Linked DNA regions of Homo sapiens: region 2 is linked to region 1. Evidence: chromatin contacts called from ENCODE Hi-C or POLR2A ChIA-PET data. All regions are on one chromosome and are shown on one strand. The core of a region is the stretch at or near the end of the contact, and the rest is flanking DNA. Distances in the headings are between cores, read along the strand shown.

Region 1 (4,896 bases), core at 1,157-3,656:
AAGAACTCAATTAAAAAATGCGCAAAGTACTCGAAAGGACATTTCTCCAAAGATGATATTCAAATGGCCAACAATTACATGAAAAGATGCTCAACATCACTAGTCATTAGAGAAATGCAAATCAAAATCCCAATGAGATACCACCTCACACCATTAGGATGGCCATTATTAAAATAAACAAAAATAACTCGTTGGCGAGGATGTGGAGAAACTGGAACACTTGTGCACTGTTGGTGGGAATATTAAATGGTGTAGCCACTATAGAGTATAGACTGTAAACCTATAGACTGTTTTAGACTATAGACTGTAAACCCAGCTCTTCCCAAAGTTGGTTCGGCCTACGCCCAGACATGGGCAAGGACAGCTTTGGGGCTGGAAACAAAATGAAGTTGTTTGGGTCAAATCTCTTTCACTGTCTCAGTGACAGTTTTGCAATGACAGTTTCAAAAGCTGCCTATCACTCCTTTAAAAATACCTTGTACACTCACGGTTAAGTCATAACCTAATTAAGGCTTGTTGGTTTCACCTGTAAGGGGACTTTTTGTAAAGTTCAAAAGCGGAACATCTTAAATGCTTGGTGTGGCTAAAGTCAAGTAACAAGGGATTTAAAAGGATTTTCTTAAAGAGTGCCCAGCTTAACTAAAAGTAGATACTCAAGTTATAGGTATATTTAAAAGTCCTTCATGTTTTTCTCTTCTTGAATCTTGTTTTTCTGGAAAAAGGCTCTTTTCTTCTCAGTTAACTGAATTATTTTTCTCCATTTTGTGTCTTACCACTCTTAATGCATGCATAAAAGGCCCTAAAATAACTTCTGGTAGTATGGGACTTCTGGGGAAAAACAGAGGAGGCATCACAAACCCTGTTTTGGGGAAAATCCTCTGTTTTCCTCATGAAACCCCAGGAATTAAAAGGAGCTAAATCCCTCTCAAAATCAACGGCTCTGTTCTGTTTTGCTTGTGTTATCTGATGGTTTTGAGTTTTGGGGGTATCAGAAATTACTTCGCATTGTGAGAGTTTTGGTGTGTAATAACTAGGTAGAAAATACACTGTAAGGGATGGCTGATAGTAGTTATAAATCAGAGAAGCATGCTCTTGACCACCTGGAAGATAAGGAAACATCCCCACTCCCGACTGAGAGATGAGACTCCCATCAGGCATGAGCTGATTACAAAATAAGCCAATTGGCTTTGGGCTGCCTTGTAATGACATGCATGGTACAAGCACTACGCTGTCTTCTCCCATAGCATCCAGATGGTCTTCTCATAAATTAAGCATTAAAATAAAAGCATAGCAAGGAGCTCTTAAGACACTAATCTGCCCTTTAGTAAAAGGGTTATGAAAGGTTTGTAAAGATTTCACCTCATGGTCAAATTGGTTAGGATTAGATGGAATAATCCACACGGTTTCATGTAAACGAATTGGGGTTAACATTAATAAACTAATGCAAGGGTAAAATTTGGCTTTGCACAAAATTTTCATGTCACAGTAAAGGCTAATGAAAGGTTTTTTCCTTTTGAGTCATCATTTTGGCAAAATAATTTACGGCAATCTGGAAATTGTCCTTCATGATGCCTGGCTTTTTGGATAGTTCAGAAGGCCCCTGAAACATTCAGAAAAGAGGTAAACAGGATCATTTGAGATGTTTAGTCACATGAGATTGCCGAAATGATGTCCAATCTTCTTTAAGTTATATTTTGGTGAATAATACTAATATATGTTCCAAAATTGTATGGGATTTCTAAAATGCTAATGTCTAAGTATATGCTATCAATCATAATTAATGGTAAAGTTACTGTAAACCATGAAGATAAATAAACTTGTCAGTCATATTTTTAACTATAACTGTCCTGGAAATTTGTCATTCACAAACAATTGTTGTCTTGCTTTGTTCCTTCTCAAAAGACAGTTTATCATCAAGCTATATTAAGGACTTTAACAGGTGTTCTCAAATGCAGGTTTTTAATAGCTTTAAAGATTGTAATATTGAAATAAAGAAAGTACAGAGCTCATAAAAAACTGACATGTTGACAAATCTCAAGCAAAACAAAAGTTAACTAAATGGACTACACTCAGAAAGTGAAAGTAACCTTTTTAACTTTTGCTTGGAATACTGCTGATCCTTGTTTTGATTTTCAGCATCAAGGAAAGTTATTTTAAACTATTTATGGCCTTTAATAATTGAGTAAGGTATACTCCTGTAAACAAAATTTGGAGCATGTTTATTTTTCTCTGCCTGGTTCCTCTAGAATTTGGAAACTATCTGTGAGTACTCTTAACTTATGGCAATATAGTTGTTTGCATCAGTGCAGTAAGAATCCATTTTTCTTCATCAACAGGACACAACTGGAAAAACTGGTTATTTTACCAAGGCTTTGACTGAAAGTGTGTGTTTCCCTTTAAGGAATCAAGCGTGACAGGCAAAGCCAATTAAAAAAAGCCCCTTAGGAAGAACTGGCCTCATGCCTTGTCTGCACAGTCCCCGCACAGGATTCCTAACCTGTGGTCAGTAAAGAATGACACTTTCTAACAGGTCTGGAAGCTCCAAGTTTATCTTGGGACCTCGAGAGGATAGGCTCACCAAACACACAGGTATTAGAGGACACAAACCCATGGCTGGGCTTGGCTTTAGAAGTCTTATGTGAAATTCCTTGTGGAACAGTTTCATCAAAGTCAATCCAAAAGGTCTATGTAAAAATAACCATTCTTGCTGCACTTTATGCAAATAATCAGGTCAAGTTTAAGTCTAAAGTTTATTCATAACTAGTTTTTACCAAAAATGAGGACTGGAGAAAAAGATTTTGCTCCAAAGTTTATCTTACATTTGTCATTAAATCCTAGTCTCATTCATTGTTTTTAAGCTTTTTGCCTACATTTTAGACTAACTCTGCTTGATCCTGTGAATCAAGTGGTGATCTTCCGCAGCTTGGAAACAAACAAAAAAAAGGGATGGGTAACATAAAAATGTGAATCAATACGCTAGTTCTGGGCAATTATCTTGCAAATTCTGCCGGGTAATGAAAGTGAGTAAGGTGCCCATAACCCGGAGGTTTCTTTGTTTGGGAAAATAAAACCAAGGAACTTCATAGACCCCCAAAGGAGAATTCTATATCTTAGCAAGTAAAATTTTAGATGGAAATTACCTACCCACACCACACTTGTGGGAATTGCTGTCCTCACTCTACTATTTGCAACAGGGTTATACAGGGTAGCACCTTCTAACTGAAATATTGGACAGAGAGTTTCCATTGCTGTAGTATTTTGCTTAATTATTACCCTTACAGCAGGGATAATAGTTGACAAAAAGGAAGCATGAAAGTTTTACTATCACTGAGTCTGCTAGGACTTTTTATTGGGTTTAGTAATGCAGTTTTAAATGAAACATGCTGCTTTTGGATTAACACCTCTAGTAAAGTAGAAGAAAATCTACAGGTACTTAAAAATCAAGTCAAAATTGTTGACAGGCTCAGGGAAAATGCCGGCCTCAGCCCTGAGGGGCTACAATCTCTCTTTAATAAATTCCAGTCTTCTTTATGGAATTGGTTAACCCCTTTATTAAGCACTTTCTTGCTTATATATCTTGTATTGGTATTTGGACCCTGTATACTCCATACTATAACTCAAATTGTTTCTTCTCACCAAGAAGCAATCAAACTCCAAATGGTGCTGTAAGCTGAACCACACACACATGGACATGCCATTCTTCCAAGGATCCTTAGATCGACCCCAGGAGGAGCCCTAGCTACTGTTCCCCATTCGAAACCCCTTTTCAGCAGGAAGTAGCCAGAAGGAGTCATCCCCCAAAACCCCCTAACAGCAGTTAGTGTGGCATCTCCACAGGGGGAATGATGTAGGAAAAGGGGTCCTTGGGAAGTTTTCATTTTTTAAAGCATCTCTGGAAAAGTTTCTTGTAAAGCCCTGGCTCTTAGAGCCAGGCCAGTAACCTTTGATATGCAAATAACGTCCATTAGAAACTGTGTCTACCCAAACATGGAGATTCCCTCAGCCTTCTTGTCCTTTCCCCACATGTTCCTGGCAATGTGGCTGCCCCCACATATTCCCACGTGTATATAACATTATTGTGCCCTGCATTTGCATATTGAAAGTCTAGGGTGGGAGGGCCAGCATTTTCATGGGCTACGTGAATGACATGCCTAGTCAAGCCAATCCTCTGAGCCCTATGCAAATCAAACACTGCCTCCTCCAGCCTCTGCATATATACCTGGCTGGTATACGTGGCAGGTGGGGACCTCCTCTTTTGGCTTTGGAGCCCCCCTCCCTCTGTCTCTGTACGGGGGAGCTTCTTCCTTCTTTCCTCTCCCTTCCTTCTTGCCTATTAAACTTTCTGCTCCTTAAAACCACAAAAACAAAAAAGAAAAACAAAAAAACAAAAATTAGCTGGGCGTGGTGGCAGGTGCCTGTAATCCCAGCTACTCGGGAGGCTTAGGCAGGAGAATCGCTTCAATCTGGGAGATAGAGGTTGCACTGAGCCTAGATCGCGCCATTGCACTCCGGCCTGGGCGATGAGCGAAACTCCATCTTAAAAAAAAAAAAAAAAGAAAAAGAAAAAAGAAAAGAAAAGAAATGGTTAAATAGTTAATTTTATATTACAAAGATTTAACACAATGAAAAACACTGTGTGTGTGTGTGTGTGTGTGTGTGTGTGTGTATAAATTACAGTGGAGTCAAGGTTGTCATTTTAAGAATATCCATTTGACTGACTTACATAAAATATACATCTGTGGGAATGGGCTGTGCCAATAAATGTCAGGGCAGGGAAAAGGCAGATGTAACAAACACAGACACATGCCATATAACTTGCTTTCTGATGAACACTCATCCGAAAACCTGAATGTTAAGGAGATTATTTCCTTGGGGCCTCATTTCAACATCCTGTCA
Region 2 (5,018 bases), core at 1,604-4,103, 92 kb after region 1:
GGCCATGAGCTAGAGCCGAGATTCTACCTGAAGCTGCATGGGAAGTTTTTGGAGGACTGTGGTCAGGGGAGAGTCCTAGTCTGAAACGCACATGCTTCATGCAACGTCTTCTCATCTGTCCTCTTTTATTATCCCTCAACTCACTGACTATAAAAGGAAGTCTAAACTCCTTGGCTGAGCATTTAAGGTCCTCCGTAATCTGGCTCCAAAAGGCTCTTTCTACATCATACATTCAAATCAAGTTGTTTCTTTGTTATGTCCAAAGTAGTACTACGCCCACATTCTTGCACGTGCCTAAAATATACTTCTCTTCAAGCCTGCATATCCAACTCTTTTTGAGAACTGTCCAAGAAATCTAGTCTTTCAACCATTGGCTATGAGTGAATTGGGAACCTCTTCAAAGACTAAGTCAGATGCCACAAAACCTTCCCCAGTACCCACGGAGAAGTCATTTCTCCTATCTGCAAACAATCATATCCTTTCATTTAGTTTTCCTCTTGTGGTACTTGTCAATTTCCACCTTGTATATGGTTCTTCCTGTACACTGTCGTTCACCAAGTAACAATGTTTTGGTAAATGGCAGACTACTTATATATGACAGTGGTCCTGTAAGATGACAGTACTGGGCTGGGCACCGGCGTGGTGGCTCATGCCTGTAATCCCAGTACTTTGGGAGGCCGAGGTGGGTGGATCACGAGGTCAGGAGTTCAAGACCAGCCTGGCCAGCATGGTGAAATCCCATCTCTACTAAAAATACAAAAATTAGCTGGGCGTGGTGGCGGGTGCCTGTAATCCCAGCTACCCAGGAGGCTGAGGTAGAGAACTGCTTTAATCCAGGAGGAAGAGGTTGCAGTGAACAGAGATCATGCCACTGCACTCCAGCCGGGGCGACAGAGTGAGACTGTCTCAAAAAAAAAAAAAAAAACAGTACTGTATTTTTATTGTACCTTTTCTATGTTTAGATATGCTCAGATATACAAAAATGTACCGTCACATTACAATTGCCTACGGTATTCAGTAAAGTGCTGTACATGTTTGTAGCCTAGGAGCAACAGACCATACCATACAGCCTAGGTGTGTAGTAGGCTACACAATCTAGGTTTGTGTAAATACACTCTATGATGTTCACACAACGACAAAATTGCCTAACAACATGTTTCTCAGAATGCATCCCTGTTGTTAAGTGATGCATGACTGTATATCTTATCTCTACAACACACCTTCAGCATAAAATTTGGGACTGTGAGTCTCCCTGTGTCCCACCTTCATCTCCACTTCAAGTACCCGGTACACTGCCCAACATATGTCAATAATAAATAAATGAAATAATGCATTAATGAACAAACAAATGAACAAACCGTGCTGGCTGGCCCTGGTTACTGAAGCCCCAGCAGAAATTAATACATGTAGACAGCGGCATGTGCCATTGGAGATAACGGAAATGTGATGATGGCTCGAGAAGTATGCAGTCCTTTAGTTTGATGGGTATGAAGGACATTCATGAATGATGTGTTTTCCTGCCTTCACAGAACTGAAGGGCTGGTTATTGGGAGGCTACATGGAGAGCACAAATTTGGTAACAGGAGGGATCCTGAGGTTCCTAAATCATTCATGGATAGACTGGGTTTCTGGAGTGGTGTTCTAAAAACACAGTGATATCAGCAGCTAGGGATGCAAGGGTGTAAAGGTATCCAGCAGGGCGGCGTCCATTCTGTGTGGCCTGTGCACTGAGATCTTTGCTTATGCTGATTATTTTCTTTTTCTACTATATTGAAAGACACCGCTGCCTACATCACAAACAAATCTATCCTTATATGCCTGGGTAGATCAGGTAAAAATGCAAGTAACAAAGATAATCCAATTTAGCCTGCAAATAAAAAACTGAGTCTTCTACCAAATTCACCCTAAACAAGAACAATGGAATAACCCTCAGGAATGCTGTAAGAAGAAAAACAATGTATGTAAATATAATTCAATGTTTTCTAAAGCTTTAGATGCCCTCTCCTGAATCAGGAGCAGGGTATTCTTTTGTTTTTTTTTTTTGTTTTTTTTTTTGTTTTTTGAGACAGAGTCTCGCTCTGTCGCCCAGGCTGGAGTGCAGTGGCACAATCTCAGCTCACTGCAAGCTCCATCTCCCGGGTTCACACCATTCTCCTGCCTCAGCCTCCCAAGTAGCGGGGACTACAGGCACACGCCACCATTCCCGGCTAATTTTTTTGTATTTTTAGTAGAGACGGGGTTTCGCTGTGTTAGCCAGGATGGTCTCAATCTCCTGACCTCGTGATCCACCCACCTCGGCCTCCCAAAGTGCTGGGATTACAGGCATGAGCCACCGCGCCTGGCCAGGAGCAGGGTATTCTTAATGCACACAGTGTATCCAACATGCGTGAGTTACAAAGCATGAGGTTTTGCTTGTGCTGATTCGTGTCACAACCTCCTTGGCATTATTTAAATGTAGTGTTTGGTATGCAAATATAGATAACACCAAAAGTAACATCTAAACGAGAACAAAACAAGAACAATACAAACTGGTTAAAAATAATTCCACGTATGAACATATCTATGGACTGCAAACATTACCCTTTTAGGCCATGAATATATATTTGCAGATACTTCATCCAAATATTAACACACTTTTTCTTTATGCACAAAATTTTGTGTGTGACATATACTGAATGTGTGCTCTCTGTATTTAACAAAGTTGCGGGGGTGTGTATTCTTATTTCTTCCACCCAAATAAACAAGCAGACTGACATCACAAGGCTTCTTTTTACTTAGGCAGAATATTGAGCAAACAAATATTTATTCTGGGTTACTCAGCTGTGATACATAAGGGGATTCATGACATGCTATGTCTGGTGCCTGCTAAGCTCTTACGAGATAATTGCACCTTGGACCACCTAGGACATCACATTAAATGGAGAGACCTGATTTTAAAATTTAAAAAACACAGAATGGGCAGAATTTAATCAGTCATGCTTCTATAAAATTAAGGAAGATATAAATAAATGGGCAACAGAAAGGTGCAATAAAACCAGGATTAATCAAACCGTGATTAATTCAGGATCAGATTAAAACCAATAGTGCCAGCTGTATCTGATCCATTCTGCAGCATTATTCTCTCCTGCTCCTTTTTGTTTTCCCATTTTTCCTCCTTCTCATTCCCCTTTGCTCTCACCCCTAGGGCACCCTCCTTGGTGGATAAACCTGCAGGAGAGTTAATTGTCACATACATGGATTTAATCACATTGTCCATCACATTTGGGGGCCCTGCCTTCAGCGATCCATGACTAATTGTTGTGGTAATTTTTCAATCATTAACAGCAGCGCATATGCTGCAGACAAATCCCAGCGTGCCTGCTAAACCCCAGTGACATGCGGCCCACAGGCTCCAGAAGCACCACTACACCAGCCCCCAGCCCCAATCCTATTAGTCATGCGTCGTCATTAATATACATCTATTCCAGGGATATGTCAGGCAGCAATGAGGTCGGAGGGGGCTGAGCATGCTTTATAACACAGCCTTGTTTTCAATCTATTCTTTGAAAAAGGAAGAGGAAGAGGAGGAGAAAAGGAAATTAAAACTCCATGTGGGATAAGGAGCTGGGGGACTATTCTGAATTCCACTTGTTTCTCATTCATTTTCAGGCAGGCTCCTGAGCTGTGGCAAATGCCCTTTCTTTGGGTTTCAGCAGTATTAGCGATCTCCATGGCAACCACCAGTACGCATCTGCTGCACCACACTGCAGCTTCCCTGGGCTCAATTCTCAAGTCGCCCTGGTGTCAGACGGGGCGCACCATGTGCACTGGTGGGACAAGACCCTGCCTTGGGGAATCATCCAGCTGATTGAAGCCCAGCTCTAATCACCACATAATATGAGCCAACAAGATCATACAGAATATGATCTGCCTACACTAGGCAATAGGATTCCAGGACTGCTATTTATTTTTCATTTTCCTTTTCTTAAGGGCCTTTGTTGGTTAAAAGCAAAGAGCCACTAGAATAGCTATCTAACAAAAGGGATTAATTTTAAAATAGGTGGTACAGTGTTGCTGGTAACATTTACTTCAAGCAAAAATCTCATATGTCCTTCATTAAAGGAATTATTCAAGAGGAAATTAAAAGTCCTGGAGTTTCCCTTTGGTTCTTCGTAAATGAAGGGCTAGTTGGGATATTAGCCAGAGCAAGAAAAGGTAAGAGAAGGATTCCTGGGTTTTTGCTGAAATTCTGACTCTTGCTATGGAGTCTCAGGAAATTCCCTCTTATACCCAGTTTCCCCAAGATTAAAATAAGATCTACTTATTTTAGGCGCTTAGCACCGGATCACTAACAAGGCCTCGGCAAGACTTAATTAATACGTGCAATTCATTTTTAGCTCCTCAAATGAAAGACGTTTGGTGCAGGCTCCACTATTATGAAATGAGGGGCCGAGCGCCCTCTACTGCTGCTTCTGGGTCAGTCTCTCAGTGGCTGAAACCCCTCAGTGGGGTTCACTTATTGTTAACATGTAACTCTCACACTCTAGCTTAGAAAGCCTTTTCTGATCAGTAAGAGCAGGAAGAAAGGAACACAGGAAGAGGAAGAGAACCAGATAATAGACTGGCTGTTATAAATAGAATATACCTGTACCAAGACTATTCAAAGGTACTTGAGGTTAATACAGCAAAGGGAGAAAGGTCTGCGAAAATTCAGAGTGCTCAATTTTGTATCATGAACACATATTAAAAAGATAAAAAAATTGAGTCTCTTTACTTTCCACTCACCTTCTTCCAGGACAATGATACTTATAGGATCTCATTGATTTGTCTATTTTCTAGAAAAGTTAGATGAAAAAGAAAGCCTTGTTTTTCTTGGAATTTTTAATAAACACAGGACTTAGATTCCAACTTTGTTTTTCAGTTTAGTAGCAACAAACCCAGTCCCATGCGCTATACAGAACTACACAAACTATACGGAACAAATCCACTTTGAGCCTTACATATAGTTACTAGTTATTCTAATAAAAAATTACAGAGGA

The links. A loop is a pair of places that touch in the nucleus more often than their neighbours do. ChIA-PET counts read pairs that join two places held with the same protein, here RNA polymerase II (POLR2A). Pooled maps may share reads with other maps.
Region 2: a loop to region 1 is called in a pooled map, with 4 times the contacts of the local background. The contact joins two enhancer-like sites. A Hi-C loop is called at or near these places in 1 of 168 maps with a recorded cell type or tissue (IMR-90), 9 of 37 single-sample maps with no recorded cell type and 5 of 50 pooled maps. POLR2A ChIA-PET finds 5 or more read pairs at or near these places in 1 of 52 experiments (CD4-positive, alpha-beta T cell).

The regions. Positions count from the first base shown.
Region 1 is chr6:5,562,466-5,567,361 of GRCh38, reverse strand. All of the region lies in intron 5 of FARS2 (phenylalanyl-tRNA synthetase 2, mitochondrial), which reads right to left. Among named protein-coding and RNA genes, the nearest start is that of FARS2-AS1, 110 kb to the right of the region's middle. Within about 2 kb of position 2,406, at least 2 of the 41 ENCODE cell types and tissues checked have a DNase peak (open chromatin) inside an H3K27ac peak, as active enhancers do.
Region 2 is chr6:5,470,571-5,475,588 of GRCh38, reverse strand. The region is part of intron 4 of FARS2 (phenylalanyl-tRNA synthetase 2, mitochondrial); the gene reads right to left. Among named protein-coding and RNA genes, the nearest start is that of FARS2-AS1, 15 kb to the right of the region's middle. Within about 2 kb of position 2,853, at least 2 of the 41 ENCODE cell types and tissues checked have a DNase peak (open chromatin) inside an H3K27ac peak, as active enhancers do.